Regions from separate parts of the Homo sapiens genome. Here all the other regions are linked to region 3. A link is an interaction called in ENCODE POLR2A ChIA-PET data of the cell type or tissue named here. Cell type or tissue: MCF 10A. All regions are shown on one strand.

Evidence for each region. Peaks named below come from ENCODE experiments on the same cell type or tissue, not always from the same donor. Only the 100,000 strongest peaks of a DNase experiment are listed, where the experiment ranks them.
Region 1: POLR2A ChIA-PET joins it to region 3 with 5 read pairs; 2 of 35 experiments call an interaction of 5 or more read pairs at or near these places.
Region 2: POLR2A ChIA-PET joins it to region 3 with 6 read pairs; 3 of 35 experiments call an interaction of 5 or more read pairs at or near these places.
Region 4: POLR2A ChIA-PET joins it to region 3 with 5 read pairs; 4 of 35 experiments call an interaction of 5 or more read pairs at or near these places.

What each region holds. Positions count from the first base shown.
Region 1 is chr21:17,923,044-17,928,043 of GRCh38, forward strand. It overlaps a transcript of CHODL not described here. Among named protein-coding and RNA genes, the nearest start is that of LINC03147, 40 kb to the left of the region's middle. In MCF 10A, CTCF peaks have their summits at 2,143 (motif pointing left) and 3,014 (motif pointing right); DNase peaks (open chromatin) are centred at 2,138 and 3,048.
Region 2 is chr21:17,656,794-17,661,793 of GRCh38, forward strand. It overlaps LOC124904999 (a long non-coding RNA gene), which reads right to left. Exons shown (of 2, transcript XR_007067821.1): 2 at 2,483-2,876. Among named protein-coding and RNA genes, the nearest start is that of BTG3, 46 kb to the left of the region's middle. In MCF 10A, no CTCF peak of the experiment used is centred here; no DNase peak of the experiment used is centred here.
Region 3 is chr21:17,847,363-17,852,362 of GRCh38, forward strand. The region is part of intron 1 of LINC03147 (long intergenic non-protein coding RNA 3147); the gene reads right to left. All of the region lies in intron 2 of LOC124900465 (a long non-coding RNA gene), which reads left to right. Among named protein-coding and RNA genes, the nearest start is that of C21orf91, 31 kb to the left of the region's middle. In MCF 10A, no CTCF peak of the experiment used is centred here; DNase peaks (open chromatin) are centred at 1,089 and 1,889.
Region 4 is chr21:17,680,135-17,685,134 of GRCh38, forward strand. No RefSeq gene overlaps it. Among named protein-coding and RNA genes, the nearest start is that of BTG3, 70 kb to the left of the region's middle. In MCF 10A, no CTCF peak of the experiment used is centred here; no DNase peak of the experiment used is centred here.

The DNA of each region.
Region 1 (5,000 bases), 76 kb after region 3:
GGTTACATTCTTTTGAGTTTCTGATTAGCCCCTCCAAAGAAGGCAATGAGATATGCATTTATCTCAGTGAGCAGGGGTGGGGGTTGGCTTTGAATAGAATGGGAGGCAGGTTTGCCCTAAGTAGTCCCAGCTTGACTTTTCCCTTTAGCTTAGTGATTTGGGGGCCTCAAGATTTATTTTCCTTTCACAAGCTTTTCCATTATTTACAGCAGACTTTGTCTTTTTCTGCCTCTTTTTTTTTTTCCTGCCAAAGTCTGCATTATCACCATAAATGCTGACAACTGCCCTATGAGGTAGGTGTAAGCATGGGCTCAATTTTACAGATTTGTAAAATAAATTAAAAAAAGTAAAAAGATGTTAACAACTTTCCCACAAGATCTCAGAGGACATTTTATATAACATTTTCCCTAATTCTTCAGTTTTTTTTTTTTTTTTTGAGACGAAGTCTCGCATTGTTGCCCAGGCTGGAGTGTGGGGTCACAATCTCGGCTCACTGCAACCTCCGCCTCCTGGGTTCAAGCAATTCTCCTGCCTCAGCCTCTGGAGTAGCTGGGACTACAGGTGCCCGCCACTATGTCCAGCTAATTTTTTGTATTTTTAGTAGAGACGGGGTTTCACCATGTTGGTCAGGCTGGTCTCAAACTCCTGACCTCGTGATTCGCCCACCTCAGCCTCCCAAAGTACTGGGATTACAGGCCTGAGCCACTGTGCCTGGCCAGTTCTTCAGTTTTATACAAGTCCCAAAGGCCAGGAACAAAATACTTGTTCTTAAGTAGCCCTATAATTTAGAAAAGGTGCCAAACTACTCATGTGGAACTAGAAAGATGGCAACACAAAGATAGCTTTAAACAATCACTTACTTGAGTTTTGAAACAGGTTGAAGTCAAAGAAGCTGAGAGTCAGGAATTCTTTGGAGAGTGTTGTTGACATGCTGTTCTTCCCCTCTCCCTTTCTTTGGAAGAGAAGGATGTTGAGGAACGTGAGGGTCTCTTGGAGTTTGAGGGATAGAGTGTCTGATATTTGGCTCATGCCTGAGGAAGCTAAAGGTGAGAGGCTGTGGCTGGAGGTGCCTCTGCCCGGTAGCACCATACAAAGTGCTAAACAGGGAGCAAAGGCATGTACACAAGGGGGAGAATAAAAGTAGCATTTCCTGTGAAAGCTGTGTGAATGCAGAAAAGAGAGCTGGTCAGCATCCTCCGCTGGAGTATAGCTGATGGTGAAGGGACTTGAGGAGAGAAATGGGCAGCCAGAAGCCCAAGGGCCAGCAGGAGGGAGCAGTAAGTAGCCTGTGGGAGGAGAGGCAGTTGGTGCACTCTAGTGCAAAGGTGTCCGAGGGCTGTCTCCAAAAACCCTTTATTGGAGAATCAGCCTTGGAGACCGGAGAGAAATGATGTGAGATCACAACTGTGTCACCATGGAGCAGCTGTGCACTTTCCTGCCAACTCCTCTTCCCTGGGCCTGACCTAGCAGGAGAGGAGGTGAACAAGGAAGAGAAAGGAAGCCAGCTTCATCCTATTTGCCCATTGCAGGCTTCCAAGTCTGAAGCTGGGAGAGAAGAGAAGTTTTAACTTGAAATGAGATTGTCATTATACAATTAGTCGGGACTGTTCTGACCTGGACTTTTTATTATCTGAAATCTCTAGACTGAAGGACTTTTTAGCTGAACATAACATAAAAATCAATAATACATGCTTGATATTGCATTCAGGGTAGAAATTAATAAGTCTACAGAAATAAGTTTTTCTTTTTTGTACATTGTCATCATATCCACCTTGTAAAACCAAATAGGTGCACTGCTAATCATTCTGTTATATTACCACAGAGCTTGTCCTTATCTGGCTCTGTTAAAAAAATGCTACATAAGAAGACAAAGACACCAATCAATGATCACTCATTAAGCCTGTGGTCTGAATTAGTTAATACAGTTGGGAATCAGGATTAAGACATTCTAAAGGCAAATATTATAAAAAGAATAGTCTGGAACATAAGTCACTGGAAGTTTAGGTTAAAGAGTGCATTAGTGAGCAATCTGGGCAGCCAAGCTCAAGGGAGGGGGCACTAGTGGCCGTGTGGGGTGGAAGAAAGGAAAGGACACACCCCTGAGGAGAATCCAATCTGCGTATGAGCAGCCTCTGTAAATTCCACCTGATGCGACCTCTAGTGGTCACTCTAGTACCATGCTACAGTGTGCATATCCAAAATTGTGACCAGTCCATAACATGAAAGTTGACTCTCAGTTTTCACAGGTTTAAAATTTTAGAACTGTGCAGGCAGAGAGCTCTTAATACATATTAATGGTTTGATTGCTCAGGTGGAGAATGGGTGAAGATGTATGCACCTGGGCCAGTTTCCTGATAGCTGACTTTCATGCTGAGTGTAAATTTGGCCACACATTTGAAGTGTCAGAGGGCAAATAGGAAAGAATTAAATAACTCATTGATTTCTCAACTGACCTTTGGCATTATTCATAAAGAGTACATAGAAGGCTTTGAATAAATGCTTGTTGAATAAATAAACAAGGAGCTACTCCTTATGGAGTTTGCTTTTTCATTGTCATGAATTGGGAGATTTAAATTATAGGAACTTAGTATGTTAACATCCACAAATTTTAAATTCGCCTGCGAGTAAAAGGATAAATTTATTTATAATAGATTTGGATGATTCCTATTTTTGTTATTTTATTCATTACATTTTATACAGGCAATCCAGGACTATAAGTGAGCCACACACTTTCTGAGTTCCTTTGAGTAAATGACTATTCCATGTTGGTTGTCCAGAAAGGTCAAATAGTGGACCCAATATCTTTTATTGGTTATTTTCAAAGTTTAGTAATGTAGTGATTATAAGTTTCTTTGAGATGTTTATTCTTTTTCTTTGTTTACTCATGAGGATATAATTTGAGATGTTTAATAGACAATTAGTATTTCAAAACTTATTTTAATTTGTGGTTTAATTAATAGTAATTTAATTAGTTCCAATAAGCATAATGAGAACATAAAAACTCTAAATTAGTAGGTGTAATGATTCTTGTCTTTCCTCAAGAGGGCAGCAAAACCGCACTGCTCAGTTCTCAAAGATCAGGATGAAAATCTTAAAAAGCTGATACACAGACAGCTTTCATATTAGTCCAACTAATTAAACATAACATGTGTTGATATTTGTATTGCCATTTTACAAAAGTTTAGCTTTTCCTTTATGAAATGAAAAAAAAATTTAATTCTTTGTTTTAGGTTAGACAACAGAATTATACTTGCCTAGGGTCTCAACACACATTGTTTACACAAGGACAAATGATTAAGTAAGCTACTGAGGGTAACAAATAAATAAGGTGGGTTTTTTTTTTTTTTTTCCTGAAGTGTATTAGTCCATTCTCATACTTCTATGAAGAAATACCTGAGATTGGATAGTTTATAAAGGAAAGAAGTTTAATTAACTCACAGTTCCTCATTGCTGGGGAGGCCTCAGGAAACTTATAATCATGGCAGAAGGCAAAGGAGAAGCAAACACCTTCTTCACAGGGCCTCAGCATGGAGAGATGCAAGCAGGGGAAATGCCAGATGGTGATAAAACTATCAGATCTTGTGATACTCACTCACTGTCACGAGAACAACATGACAGAAACCGCCCCCACGATTCATTTACCTCCACCTGGTCCCGCCCTTGACACGTGGATTATAGGGATTACAATTCAAGATGAGATTTTGGGTGGGGACACAGCCAAACCATATCACCAAGTTACTAAAGTGATCGTACTTGAATACAGTTGGGAATCAGGATTAAGACTTTCTAAAGGCAAATATTATAAAAAGAATACTCTGGAACATAAGTCACTGGGAAGTTTAGGATAAAGAGTGCATTAGTGGGCAATCTGGGCCATTTTGGAAATTGCCTTTCTATAATCTATCCTAGGTAGAAAGACCTTTTAAATACACAGACACACACACACACACGCACACACACACAGACATACACACATATGTGTATGCATATATGTATATGTATGCATATATGTGTATATGTATGTATATGTATATCTGTGTGTATGTATGTATATCTGTGTGTATGTATATATGTATATATGTATATATATGTATATATGTATATATGTATATATATGTATATATGTATATATGTATATATATGTATATGTATGTATGTGTGTGTGTATATATATATATCCCAGAGTTGAAGAAAACTTGAATATTGGCTCCAGAAAAATAGGGAAATGAGAGGGAGTTGAATATACCCCTGCCCACACGTATAGAATGGAATTTGGGCATTTCCTAGGCAGATTATAGATGAGGTTTGTCTTTAGCGCTTATAACATTGTCTTTGATATCCTCTCTGTTCCTGGCTTGCTACGTGCTGTTCTTATATTTAGAAGGTGGTCATATGGTCCTGACAGTTGTTGCCTAATAGTGGTTCAAAACATTTCTTTTCTGTGGTATATTTGCATTTAATAGAGGACAGGAGAAGGCTGGAAGATTTTCAAGGCATAAAGGAATGGACTATAATGGATCCTCAGAGGCCTGCATCCTGCCCTGGGGCTCCTGCTTTCATTTTAATAGCAGCAGCTGTAGGGTGGGAACAGGGAGACCAGCACCTACATGTGCCACAATGACCAAATCCACCACTGTTTCTGCCAGAGGGAGGTACGAGTGGGCCATTCACCTTATAGCTGCCTGCCTCCACTGCTCATGCTGATAGAATATTCTGATGGACCATAGAGTTGGAGCATTTGGTCCATAGTAGGTTTATCTTTTATATATAGTAGGCTTCCAATAAATAGTTGTTAAATGAATAAAGACCTCAAATGATAAATGAAAGATGTAGCTGCTCTTCCACCTACGCAACACACAGAATAAAAATCCTCTTCCTTTTTGTGAGGTTAACTAACTTTGATGGAGAAAAATTTATATTGTTACTGGAAAGGGTACAGGTATATTCAGCTGGAAGCATTTGATGATTCTTTGTTCCATTATATTGAATAGGTTCACTAG
Region 2 (5,000 bases), 190 kb before region 3:
CTGTGTTAGCTTTGCCCAAAAAATAAATTTCCAGGCTTTTCTTGAAAGTAGATAGGAGACTTGAGGCTCTAATTGTTTGTTTTTGCTCTTTTCAATTTTATTTTCAGAGCCACCTAGCACTACCAGTTCCCAAGACTTGTGTTGCAATCAATGGCTTCTCAGCTTTTCTCCTACCATCTTGGGAGCCAGCACTTTTTCTGTATGCTACATCAGTTTTCTTTCATTTATTTCCTTTCCAACTTCCTTTTTTCTTTTTTTTTTTGAGATGGAGTCTTGCCCTGTCACCAGGCTGGAGTGCAGTGGTGCGATCTCAGCTCACTGCAACCTCTGCCTCCCAGGTTCAAGTGATTCTCCTGCCTCAGCCTCTTGAGTAGCTGGGACTACAAGTGCGCACCACCACGCCCAGCTAATTTTTGTATTTTTAGAGATGGGGTTTCACCATGTTGGCCACGATGGTCTTGATCTTTTGGCCTCGTGATCCAGCCGCCTCAGCCTCCCAAAGTGCTGGGATTCAGGCGTGAGCTACCGCGCCCGGCCTTCTTTTTCTTTTTTCCGTCACATGGGCTGGAGTGCAGTGGCACGATCACACTCACTGCAACCTTGAACTCTCAAGCTCAAGCAATCATCCTGCTTCAGCCTCCTGAGTGGCTGGGACTACAGGTGTGAGCCACCATGCCTGACTAATTTATTTTTGCTTTTATCTTTTGTAGAGACAAGGGTCTCACTACGTTGCCCAGACTGGTCTCGAACTCCTGAGCTCAAGCAATCCCGCCCCAGCCTCCCAAAGTGCTCAGATTATAGGCATGAGCCACCACACCTGGCCCCAACTTCCAAGTTTTGATGCTGTTGTCTCTTCCCTCATTTTTGGTCCCTATAATTTTATGTTCTGGAAAAAAAAAACTCTTTATCATGTTTTAGTGGGGGTTCAAAACACAAATGAATATGTTCATTTAGCCATCTTTACTCCAGCGTTGGTTTATTTCATATGTGAATCTATATTTATAATCTTTCCAATATAATCACTTAGTCTACTGTTTTTTAAGTTGTCCTTTAAATGGAACATTTACAGTGTTACCCAACTGTTATAATTTAGAATTCATACCTCCAGGAATCATTACAAATCCGTGTAAAATATTTTTGTCTTCTTTTTTTACCAACGCCATCAGCTGATCCCTATAAGCATTTTAAACTTGCACTGATTGAGACTGAATCAGAACATCGTGTCTTCTCACAATGAGCTTTTCAAAATAATTGGATAGGCCTCTCATAACAGGAAAGATTTTGTACAGATTAAAATATAAGGTGAATTCTTGTATCTCTAAGAAAAAAATGGGAAAAACTACACTTTATATTCATACATATATAATTAGCTGTTCAAAATAATTGAATAGGACTCCTATAACTGGATAGATTTTATAAAGACTCCAATATAAGGGAATTCATTTTATTTGTATGAAAAAATGTTCAGGGGAAATGTCATCTTACATTGAAGTATTTATGGTATTTAGGCAAATCTGCACAAAATATAAAGTATTAGTGTGACTTAAATACATAATCATTGCTACTGTGTTTTCTTTTCTCTTCTCCCACTGTAGGGGTGGTCATCAATAATGACTACAGTTGTACATTTTCCTGAGCATAAAGATTCTGATTAGCTATAAAAGTGCCATTGATTGTACCTCCATGTTCACGGGATTGGGCATAAGCCCATTATATTTAAGGGAATATCTGACGAGGGGGATAAGCAGAGTCATAGGAAGAGTAAGCCATTCTAACCTTACAAGGGGCTACATTTTGAAACTTACATTTCAGCTTGTACCTTTTCTGGAATGGTATGATTTATTTCTGCTCCTTGTTTTCTAACTGTAAACTGACTTTTCTTGCAAAATAAAGATGGCGGCTCATCTCTTAAACGCCACGGGTGGACCCAGTCAAGGCCCATGCTTAGAACCTTCAAAGCCCACCAGTCTTCGAGAATGTTTCTTTGGGGAAAAAGTAACCAGAGCTAGCTGCTTTTGCTTGCATGCCCTTTGGGTGCTAAAAATGAGCCTTGGTGTACAGCTCTTCTGTTTTTGCTGGACCTACTGTATGACTTCTGTGTAAATCTTGACAGTTGGCAAATCACGCTTATGTTTGTTTTTCTGTTCAGTGGTTGAAGCTATTGCTGCACCCTCATTGTTCTTTCTTTTCCCTGAATTCCTACCCCACCCAGAATTTGTAACACACAATTTTCTATCTAATTATATAGTGTCGTTTTGTTGCTACTTGCTTCAGGTAGTCCCACTCTCCCTACCTCCTTCCTTCCCGCCTCCATCTAACTAAACCGTGGTGGTTCAGAAGACAAAAGTCAGGCATTGTCTGTCTTTGTAACCCCCACGTGCTGCTTGCAGAGACACTCGGATAATAAGACTCTTGCAGGGAGAAAATTTCCCCTTTGCCCTCTAAAGACTCACTGAAAATCAACAGACAAAAAGCACATTAATAAAAGAAAACGCATACAGAATTTATTTGATGTGCACAGGATGGGAGAATTGCTGGAGAATGATTACCCAATAACCCAGGGTGGTATAGAAGCTTATATATGCTTTTTCCCAGGGGAGGGGAGAGATGAGGAACGTGGAAAATTCTTTTGAGGGGCAGCAAATCATTTGAGAGAATGAATGGACCCAGAAGATGGGAGGCAGACATTTTGGGAAGGTGAGAGGTGGGGCTGCACAGGAATGAAGGTTGACTTATTATGAAGCAAAGTCCTCTAGGTAATCACTTGGAGCTGTCCTCAGAAGGATAGATGAAAATTCTGTTGGGGACATGGTGATGACTCCCAGTCTCTTCTTTTCTCTGGTGGTTGATCCTCCCTGGTTGTTTGATGAGATTCCCTAGAAAAGGGGTTTAAGACAATTACAATTCTTTTGGAAAGAAATTTTCTTGGTCAGATAAGGACATTCCAGAAAGAATCACTCCCTGTGCTTGAGGTGGAGGAACAAGTCAAGGTTAGAAGGACCTTGATTCTGAGGCAGCTTCTAAGTCCTCTCAACATTTCAAAGCACCAGTCTTTGGGGTATCGCTTTCTGAGCCCCAACACTCTCATAGCGAGAGACATGACTATCGCATGTGTTACCATTTATAGTGTACATCCTCTGTCTCAAGTGCTGTGAAAGCACTTCATGTATTATTTCTCATTCTTACATAGATCCTTCAAGGGGAATGACATTTTTACTGCCTTTCCCAGTTGAATCTAAGACTCAGAGAAGGCCAGTAAATTCCATACAGCTAGAAAGCATCAGTCAGGATTTGAAGCCAGGTTGAACCCAGCATTTGAATCCATGCTCTTTCTACACTTGTAGTATACCAACTCCTTTCATTCTCAGAACTCACATAAGGTCTGCATATTACAGATAAGCTTATTCTACAAGCATATTCTAGCAGCATTATTGAATTTTCATCTAGAGCTGTAATGTGGACTACTAACCTAGATAGAATCGAAATCCATCTAGGATGGACTGGATGCTGAGACATATAATGTTAGCTCTGTCCTTTTGGGAATTAGGTGACCAGTTTTCCAAGCAAATGTACTTGTCTCCTTAGGGCCATTGGATCCTGGTGAGAACCTGGGAGAGTCAAGATATCATCAATGAGCAGCCTGGTTCTGAAATTCAGAACCCCTCCTGAGTCTAACAATGGCAGAAAGCTCTTAACTTATTCTTCATTTCCTTCTCTGCATTCCTTACTCCCCAGATTTAAAAACGACACTCTCTCCATGATATAATCATGGGCAAGCACTCTGAGTTGAGTGTCAGAGGTATTTTATTTGTCTTGGGAAGATGTAAATTCCTGGGTGTGTACAGATTCCAGTGGCTTTCCGAGGGAAAGAGCATGCTGCTTTTCTTAAGAAAGGCCACCAATGGGAATGATTTCTGGTGATGCAATGTTGATATTTTAGTACCATTCTAGAAAAGGGAAGAGGTGGGGTTTCTCTGGAGCCAGATTAACTCATAATTAGTTCTCACGCAGCCTGCTTAAGTAATTATGGTGAAACCAAATCACATTACTTTTTTCTCCTGTTCCTGATAAAAGCTTCAACCCCACTCCTTCTGCCCCATAGGGCACTTGGCTGGCCATCATACCCTACACTACAGGCACTATTCTTCAGTTCTGTTTCCAGGCTACAACTGTCACTGTGTAAAATAAGAAGTGTGGGGGAAAAATGTACACCTCTCGGTCTCACTACTTCAGAGGCACCTAGCAACCCTGTCTCCAGGCAGGCAGCACGCATCTCCCTGGTAGTTTACAGCCCACTCACAGCAGAGGCGGCATGCTCTCTGCAAATAGCCTACGTCTTTGCTGGTGCCAGCTTGGCGGTGGGGTGGTGGTGTCATTTGGTGTCCTCAGGGACGTTTGGTTCTTGTTCTGGGAAGACTAGGGCAAAGCAATGACTATTTCACCAAAACTGCCTGAGGGATTAGAAATTAGGTCAAGCAGTTCTGTACTTGGGGTTGCATTGTCTAAAATCAAAAGCAATGGTTTTTAATCTTTGTTTTTCTCCAGTCTTTGGGACATTTCTGTCATAAACCTTCCAGTATGCTTGGGAAGATAGAAAAGGATGTTTATGGTGTGGCGTGGTGGCTCACGCCTCTAATCCCAGCACTTTGGAAGGCCGAGGCGGGCAGATCATCAGGTCAAGAGATCGAGACCATCCTGGCTAACATGGTGAAACCCCGTCTCTACTAAAAATAAAAAAATTAACCAGGCGTGGTGGCGGGCACCTGTAATCCTAGCTACTTAGGAGGCTGAGGCAGGAGAATTGCTTGAACCCAGGAGGCGGAGGTTGCAGTGAGTCACGATCGCACCACTGCACTCCAGCCTGGCGACAGAGTGAGACTTCACCTCAAATAAATAAATAAATAAACAAATAAAGGTTGTTTCTAAAAGGTATATTGGCCAGGCATGGTGACTCATACCTGTAATCCCAGCACTTTGGGAGGCCGAGGCAGGTGGATCAC
Region 3 (5,000 bases):
AGCCGTGGTGGGAGGTACATGCCCTTTCCAGAGACCCTAGTAGTGGTGCCATGTTTGGTATCAGTAGGTCAGCCACGCAAGCTGCAGTTTCTGGGTCTAGCAGGAGGGGTGGTGGGGTTTCCAATGCACCAGTTCTGTGGTGTGATTTGAAAAATGATATTATTTAGATTTTGCTGCATAACTGATCATCCCATAACTAAGTGGTAAGTCGCAAAGACTCTCTTCTTGACTGAACTTTAGATAAGCTCTTCTGAGTTCTGTTTTTGACCATGCCCCAGTGTAGGCTTATAAAAACTGCAGACTCTCAGCATAAATGATTTTTGTCTATTTTCCATACTCCACTCCCACACTAAAATTTTTGAGCAAAAATTAATATAGTTTCTAGCAGCTCAAAGCTACATTCCTAGAATGACCCTAGCCCCTTAAACTGCTCACCTTGGAAAGCTCAAGACTGATCCAGTCCAAACCAGTAATAAACAGGCCCCTGAACCCTCCCCTCTTAGAGCAGTTGTAGTTTAGGAAGCTTGCAGTTGTAATTCCTTTCTCTTCCCCTTTGCGATGTAGATCTTCTACCACCCAAAATTAACATTCAGGGAAATAATTCCCCCTCTGGTGCCCAGCCCCGTGGCACCTTGCCTCTAATTTACACCACTGCCTTCTGCCATATAAATATAAGAAGTTTGCTTCTCCTTTAGATAAGCACCAATTAACAAGATCAGTTTCTGCTTAAGCCCCTGCTCATTCCCCCTTCCTTAGTCCCTCATTGTCCCTTTAACATGCCCAGTCACCTCTGCACAAATCAAAGTTCAGTTCATGTTGGAACCTCTTTCCCTTTGCAGTGATAATTACGGAATAAAGTTTATTCTTAGTGCTTTAACCAGTGTCTAACCAGTGTCTGGATTTATCTTTGACACAAGTCATCTCAGAACTTAGTAACTTATATTTAGCTTATTTATGATCTTGTGAAAACAGCAGTTTGAATTGGGTTTAACTGAACAGCTCTGGGCTCATTCATGTGTTTGGAGTTGGCTGCTGGTCGATGAGGCAGCTCTGTTTCTGTGGTTTGGCTGACTGTCAGCTGAGGCTATGGGGATGACTGGACCGCATGTCTCTATCACCGAACAGTCCAGCCCAGGGTTGTTCACATGACAGGTCAGCAGGGTTCCAAGAAGTAGAGCTCCTGTGAAGTCTACATTCAGAACTGATATAACCATCACTTCTGCCACATTCTTTTGGCCAAAGCAAGTCACAAGGCCAGCACCAAATCAAAGGGTAAAGAAACACCCTACCTCCTGATGGGAGGAACTTCAAAGTCACATTGTTAAGGGATGTGGATACAGGAAGAAAAATGATGGCAGGTATTTTGCAGACTATCTCTATACAATTGTACCCGCTGTGCAGCCTCCAAGCTTGATTCTTTGGGCCAGGTTTTGGAGCCTCCTTTAATCTTTAATGAAGTCTTTCTTACATCCGCCTAAATTGTTTCTGTGGCTTACAATTAAACATCTTGTTGAATATTCTGAGTCGCACATACATTCTCTCTCTCTCTTCACACCATGACTCTTTCCTATAATGTTTAGAGCAGCGCTGTCCAATAGATGTATACAAGCCTTAATATAACTTAAAAAATTTGGGTAGCCATATTTGAAAACATGAGAAGAAACAAGTGGAATTAATATTAATACTATATTTTATTTCACCCAATATATCCACAGTGTTATTTCAACTAATCAATCTACAAATTATTATATCATGAGATACTTTACTTTTTTTTATTCTAAGTTTTTGAAATCTCTTGTAAAGCTTACACTGTCAGCACCTCTCAATTTGAATTGGCTGCATTTCAAGTCCTCAGTGGCCTCTACAGGCTACCATATTTAGGACATTGTTTTTCCCCAGAGTGAGTCATTGCTTAGATCTGGATATCTGATTCACAAGTAAAGAATGACACTACTGAAGAGGCATAGGAAACGAAACCATCATATACTAACCATGAATTTTATACTGGACTCTTTTTTTTTTTTTGAGACAGAGTCTTGCTCTGTCGCCAGGCTGGAAGGCTGGAGTGCAGTGGCGCGACCTCAGCTCACTGCAACCTCTGCCTCCTGAGTTCAAGTGATTCTCCTGCCTCAGCCTCCCAAGTAGCTGGGACTACAGGCGTGCACCACCACGCCCAGCTAATTTTTGTATTTTTCTTAGAGATGGGGTTTGACCACGTTGGCCAAGATGGTCTCGATCTCTTGACCTCGTGATCCACCTGCCTTGGCCTCCCAAAGTGCTGGGATTACAGGCGTGAGCCACTACACCTGGCCACAGGGCGCTATTAAAAGCACTTTAACTAATATCTTAGTTTGGGTTCTACCCCTAGCAGAGCTTGAGACACGCATTTGGGTGAAAATAATTTATTTGAGGAATGATTCCAGGAAGCCAATTAAAGATATATTATTGAGCCAGTTATTGCTATGGAGAACTGGCTCAATTCCATGGACCCCTCAGGGAGCCATATAGAATGAATTTCAGAATTGTTCCTCTGAAGAACAGAAGACTGAGGCATTTATTTACTGACCCCCATTTCTCACTGGCTGAGGGTTGTGCCCATGGATGTTAGTGCCCCAACGTTTCTGGACTGTCCTATATAAGGCTGAGGAATCTTATAGCTTCAGAACGAGTCCTGAGGCAGAAAAGCTGAGCAATAAGGCAAACATCTGGCATAAGGTTTTTCCAGTATGTATGGGAATTGTCTGCCACCAGTTGGAACTGGAATCAGTGATGGGGCAGGCACATGGCAAAGCCTCTGCTATGCATACATTGTACAATTGTCTTCTTTTGTTCAGGCTGCTATAACAGAATCCCATAAATTGGGTGGTTTATAAACAACATGAATTCATTTTTTACAGTTCTAGAGGCTGGGAAGTCCAAGAGCAAGGCACCAGCATATTTGATATATGGTGAAGGTTCATTTCCTGGTTCATAGAATGGTACCTTCTTGCTGTTTTCTCACATGGTGGAAGGGAAGAACTCTGGTCTCTTCAGACCCTTAAAAGGGCATAATCCCCCTATGAGGGCTCCAACCTTATGACCTAATCACCTTCCAAAGGCCCCACATCCTAATGCCTTCACATTGGGAATTACTTTTTAACATATAAATTTGGGGGGAACCCAAACATATTTTTCAACAATACTTGTAAAACAGACATTATAATTTCCAATTTAAAGAGGAAACTGAGTATAATAAAAATTCCAATAGTATTCAAGATGATATACTCTTAAGTGACAGAGTGTGTTTCTTCACAAATATGACTTATTACAAGGTCCACAAAGAACATATTTTTTGGGATTTTTTTTTCCTTTTGGGGGAAATGTCCAGAGATTTTTTTTGGCTTGTGTATTTATTTATTATTTCAGAAATTTAGACAAATCTACAAAGTAGGCTTTGTTTGAGTTATCTTTAATCAGTTTTTTTTTGAAAGGGTACTGCCATAAAACAGGGTCTCATAAGAATGTGGTATATATATTTAAAAAAATACACATTTGCTATTGTGCTTGTTATATTTTCTGACCTTCAAAAAGAAATTTCCAATAAATTTTGTAAGCTCACTTATTTCCGTCATTCACTGCTGAATTTCTAGTGCGGAGCTCATTTTCAAGTCGATATTACGTACAGCAGATTCTCCCTAAATGAAAGGGACTGAACACACCACAGACTGGACAGCTCCCATTATCTGAAATAGCCATAAGCGGCTTTAATGCTGGAGATTTAGTTTAAAGGATTGTCCTCCTGGAAGACTGGCTGCAGTTGTTTGTGAGGCAGAACAAATTATAAAATGATTATGGCTTCAGAGATGTATGTTTCTAAATGATTGCTTCGCCAGTCCATAAAATGTCTGCTTTTAAAAAACAGGTGAAATCTGAGAGCCTTAAGAGATTGGATCTTTGGGATATTATTAAAAATGTCTTTATAGGGTCTGGATGCAACGCCACCGGAGTATATAACTTACCAAGAATGCTGACAGGAAGTCATCAGCATAAAGAAAGAAAAGCAAATTTAAAGATGAAAAAGAAAAGCCTTAAGAATGAACTTAGAATATAAACCTAAGCTAGAAAAACAGTTGGAAAAGTTCAGCCCAAACTGTTAACCATATTTTCCTCTGCAAAGTCTTTAGAATTGGGGATAGTCATGGGTGTTTGCTTCTGTATTTACTTGAATTTTTCAATACACAAACATGTATCGTGTACAATTTGTGCAATTAAAAATAATCTTAAAAGAAGATGCCAGCCAGGTGTGTGGCTCATGCCTGTAATCTCAGCATTTTGGGAGGCCAAGGTGGGCAGATCACTTGAGCTCAGGAGTTCAAGACCAGCCTGGGGCAACATGGTGAAACCCTGTCTCTACAAAAAATACAAAAATTAGCCAGGCATGGTGGTACACACCTGTAGTCCCAGCTACTTGGGAGGCCGAGGTAGGAGGATTGCTTGAGCCTGGGAGGCAGATGTTGCAGTGAGTCAAGATCATGCCACTGCACTCCAGCCTGGGTGACAAAGTGACACTCTGTCTTAATAAAAAAATAAGAAAATAAAAAAATAAATATAAAGAAAGAGCCATTAATAGACTGAGTTTTCAGTTTTATCATGTTATTTTGCCTCCAATCTAACTTACAAGTCTAATAACACATAGTAAGTATTCACTAGACATTCACTGAAGAGGGAATCCTCAGAATTTTTGATGTCATCAACAGTTTCATTTTGCAGTCAGGGATATATTTCAGCTTCTCAGTGTTTTCTAAAAATGTAAATTTTACTGTTAAATATGATTTTATGCCTGCCAGACTCCTTCTATGCAATGAAAGATACGGTGCCTTGTACTAACAGTCCCTTATCAGAAGCTTTCTAGAAATCACAATTATGAAAAGCTACCTGAAACAGAGAATAAATATTTGACCAGAGGAAACTAAGTTTTTAATATTTTGTTATCTCCCCTGATCTATTCATGTATTTAAAAA
Region 4 (5,000 bases), 170 kb before region 3:
TCTTTGTATGTTGTGGCCTGAAGATAACGATAAAAGATAAAGAAACATTGGCAAACTGCAAAATCCTCACAGCACATGCAGTTTAGAGTGATGCTAGAAGTAATGTGATGTTTCCCTATTGAAAGAAAACTTATAAATATTTTCACTAGGAATGTTCCGTTAGTCCAGGGGTTGGCAACTTTTCCTTTAAAGAGCCAGATAGGACTGGGTGCGGTGGCTCACGCCTGTAATCCCAGCACTTTGGGAGGCCGAGGCGGGAGGATCACAAGGTCAGGAGTTCGAGACCATCCTGGCTAACACGGTGAAACCCCATCTCTACTGAAAATAGAAAAAAATTAGCCTGGTGTGGTGGCAGGCGCCTGTAGTCCCAGCTACTCAGGAGGCTGAGGCAGGAGAATGGTGTGAACCTGGGAGGCAGAGGTTGCAGTGAGCCGAGATCGCGCCACTGCACTCCAGCCTGGGTGACAGAGCGAGACTCCGTCTCAAAAAAAAAAAAAAAAAGAGCCAGATAATAAATACTTCTGGTTTTGCAGGCCATCTGGTCTCTGTCTACTTCTGGCTACTCCTTTTTGCCACTGTAGTGTAAAAACAGTCAGAGACAAGCAAATGAATGGACGTCATTGTGTTCCAATAAAACTTTAGTTAACAAAAATAGATGTCAGGCTAGAATGGCCCCTGGGTTGCAGTTCGTTAAACCCCACTTTAGTCTAGCTGTGGACCCCTTCATAGTAAAGGAGTAAATGAGAAGGAGAAATAAACTTGAGACTTGGACGTAGGGACACAAATAGCCTATAACTGGAGAGCAGAAGGTTATAAAAATCTCCACCTCAGGTCCCAAGAGATGTTCAACACTCAGAGTCTTAACAAGAAGCAAAAATTGTCTTAGGAAAAAGCGTATTTTAGAAAATTGGTTGAAACACATCCATAGCCTCATGCTTAAAATATGTAAATCCTGAAAGTGAAGTAAATCTAAAAATGTATGAGCTGGGGATTCTGTCCTGAGCATCAGAAGCCCGGGCATTTTGAGCCATCAAGAAGTAAGGAAATGCTTGAATCTTGCAGGAAACAGTAGGGTTTTGCAGCAAGACCATTGTGGGTGACAAATTCGCTCCAAAAAGCACCCTCATTTTCTGAGTGTAAGGAAACATCCCATAAATTACACCTCACAGACATTTCTAAAAGACCACTGGAAATTTAAAAATTTTGAAAACTTATTTCGTCATTTGTAGAAAGAACAAATTTTCAAAGAGTGACACATGCATTCTACTTTGATTTGAAAGATGAGCTAAGTTTTTCATGAAATCAACTAATTAATTGCTGGGGGAAAAAATGGCTTAAAAGAGTATATACTGCAATGGTGCCCAAGTCTGGCTGTAGGAAAATGTCAAGGAGACTTTTGTCAATGAAAAGTGGCAAACTCTGTAAAATATTTGAAGAGATGTATTCTCAGGTAAATATGAGTGACCAATGGCCTCTGACACAGCCCTCAGAAGATTTTGAGAACACGCACCCGAGGTGGTCGGAGTACAGCTTGGTTTTATACATTTTTGGGAGACATGAGACATCAATGAATACATGTAAGATGTATATTGGTTTGGTCCAGAAAGGTGGGACAACTCAAAGCAGGAGACCTTCCAGGTTATATGTAGCTTTAAAGATTTTCTGATTGGCAATTTGTTGAAAGAGTTATTATCAATAGAAAGGAAGGTCTGGTTACAATAAGGGGTTGTAGAAACCAAGGTTTTATCGTGCAGATGAAGTCTCCTGGTAGCAGCCTTCAGAGAATAGATTGTAAATGTTTCTTATCAGATTTAAAGAGTCTGTTCTGTCAATAATTCCAAAATGGAGGAGGGTATAATGAGGCATGTCCAGCTCCCCACTCCCATCGTGGCCTGAACTAGTTTTTTCAGGTTAACTTTGAAATGCCCTTGGCTGAGAGGAGGGGTCCATTCTGTTGGTTGGGGGCGGGGGCCTTAGAATTTTATTTTTTGATTTACTTTTTTTTTTTAAAAAAGCAACACAGCTTCCCAGATTTTACTCCAAACACTGAATTGGATTTTCTGGAGCCTGTGTGTGACACAGGCATTTTTATGACACTTCCCAGGTGAGTCTTGGTAGAAACCAGGCTAGCACCAGTCCAGGGAGTGGTATTTAGGAAAGAAAAGGACAAAGTATAAAACTTGGGTTTGATTTTGACCATTGTTGGGGCCAAGGAAAAACTATTTCACCCTCTGAAGGTCTGGTGAAAAATCAACTCACAAAAGGCATAAAAATCTATTAATGTGCACACAGGGGAGAACCACAGAGCGCATGCAAGGACAAAGCTGAACTGCAACAGGAATTTGGAATTGAAAGCCAGTTCCAGTCCCTAATGGGGTGCAGAAGCTTATATACCATCCTGAAGTACAGAAAGGATAGAGGCTCAGAGCATGGCCGATAAAAGGTTACGGTGGTAAATCAGGTTATAGTGATAAGACAGGCTACAAGAGGGAGAGAAGAGGAGGCCTGTAGCAAAGGTGGTCTTGTTATGTAGGTGAAAATTCACAGCTGGCAGCCCTCCAAGAGGGAGAGAAGAGGAGGCCTGGCTAGAAAAGTTGGTCTTGTTATGTAGGTGAAAATTCATAGCTGGCAGCCCTCCAAGAGGGAGAGAAGAGGAGGCCTGGCTAGAAAAGGTGGTCTTGTTATGTAGCAGACCTCAGACTGAATAGATGATGAATGTTTCTTTCAGGCCTTTAAAGGTGTCAAACTCTCAGTTTATCTTTCCTAGATCCAGACAAGAAAGGGCCTGGGTGCACCGATGCAGATTCTCTACAGAGGTGAATCTTCCTCACAAAAGACAGCTTTGCAGGACAACTTCTGTTTACTGGCTCTGTAACAGCCATCTCAAAATATGTCAACTAAATATATTTGCGTTAAAATATTTTGATTTCCTTCACTATGCTGAGTTCAAAGCTGCACCCTGCCATGTATTAGTCATTTGTCCCTGAGCTGGTGATGTACTCTTTTAAGGCTTCAGTTACCATCCCCATGACATGAAGCCAGTGTTTGTCCCTAAGGTAAGGATGGAAAATCTGAGAATGTGACTCTGTGTGGGCTTCAAGTATACATGCTTTATCTCTTTCACACCCTTCTCCTCTTTCTTCCTGGGAACAATATAACTGGATTTGCTTCACTCAGCAATATACAGAATTTTACTGAAAATGAGAGCCTTTGGAGAAAATATATTATTTTAGCTTTGTTCCATTGAAGCATTTCTTCCTGAATTTCCTGAGAACTCTGGGTTTATTTATTTTTTAGACTTTTGATTTTATTTATTTATTTATTTTAACTCTTTTTTTCCAATAAGTTATTGGGGTTCAGGTGGTATTTGGTTACATGGGTAAGTTCTTTAGTGGTGATTCGTGAGATTTTGGTGCACCCATCACCCAGGCAGTATACACTGCACCATATTTGTAATCTTTTATCCCTCATCCCCCTCTCACTCTTCCCCCTAAGTCCCCAAAGTCCATTGTATCGTTCTTATGCCTTTGTGTCCTCATAGCTTAACTCCCACACATCAGTGAGAACATATGATGTTTGGTTTTCCATTCCTGTGTTACTTCATTTAGAATAATAGTCTCCAATCTCATACAGGTAACTGCAAATGCTGTTAATTCATTCCTTTTTATGCCTGTGTAGTATTCCAATGTGTGTGTGTGTGTGTGTGTGTGTGTGTGTGTGTGTGTGTGTGTGTGTATATATACATATCACAGTTTCTTTATACACTTGTTGATTGATGGGCATTTGGATTGGTTCCATGATTTTGCAATTGTGAATTGTGCTGCTATAAACATGCATGTCAAGTATCTTTTTTGAATAATGACTTATTTGCCTCTGGGTAGTAGTGGGATTGCTGGATCAAATGGTAGTTTACTTTTAGTTCTTTAAGGAATCTCCACACTGTTTTCCATAGTGGCTGCACTAGTTTCCATTCCCACCAGCAGTGTAGAAGTGTTCCCTGTTCATCATACCCATACCAAACATCTACTGTGTTTTGATTTTTTGATTATGGCCATTCTTGCAAGAGTAAGGTGGTATCGCATTATGGTTTTGATTTGCATTTCCCTGATCATTAGTAATGTCGAGCATTTTTCCATACGTTTGTTGGCCATTTGTATATCTTCTTTTGAGAATTGTCTATTCATATCCTTAGCCCAGTTTTTGATGGGATTGTTAGTTTTTTTCTTACTGATTTGTTTGAGTTCATTGTAGATTCTGGATATTAATCCTCTGTCAGATGTGTAGATTGTGAAGATTTTCTCCCATTCTGTCTGTTTACTCTGCTGACTGTTCCTTTTGCTGTGCAAAAGCTCTTTAGTTTAATTAGGTCCCAACTATTTATCTTTGTTTTTGCTCCATTTGCTTTTGGGTTCTTGGTCATGAAATTCTTGCCTCAGCCAATGTCTAGAAGGGCATTTCCAATGTTATCTTCTAGAATTTTTTATAGTTTCAGGTCTTAGGTTTAAGTCCTTAATCCATCTTGAGTTGATTTTTTATAAGGTGAGAGATGAGGATCCAGTTTCATTCTCCTACATGTGTCTAGCCAATTATCCCAGGATCATTTGTTGAAAAGGGTGTCCTTTCCCCACTTTATGTTTTCATTTGCTTTGTTGAAGATCAGTTGGCTGAAAGTATTGGGTTTATTTCTGGATTCTCTTTTCTTTTCCATTGGTCTATGTGCCTATTTTTATACCAGTACCATGCTGTTTTGGTGACTATGGCCTTATGGTATGAGTTCTGCTCTGATCTTGGTTATTTCCTATCTTCTGCTGGGTTTGGGTTTGAAATCAAGTAGTGTGATGCCTCCAGATTTGTTCTTTTTGCTAAGTCTTGCTTTGGCTGTGTGGGCTCTTTTTTGGTGCCATATGAATTTTAGAATTGTTTTTTCTAATTCTGTGAAGAGAGATGGTGGTATTTTGATGGGGATTGCATTGGATTTGTAGATTTCTTTTGGCAGTATG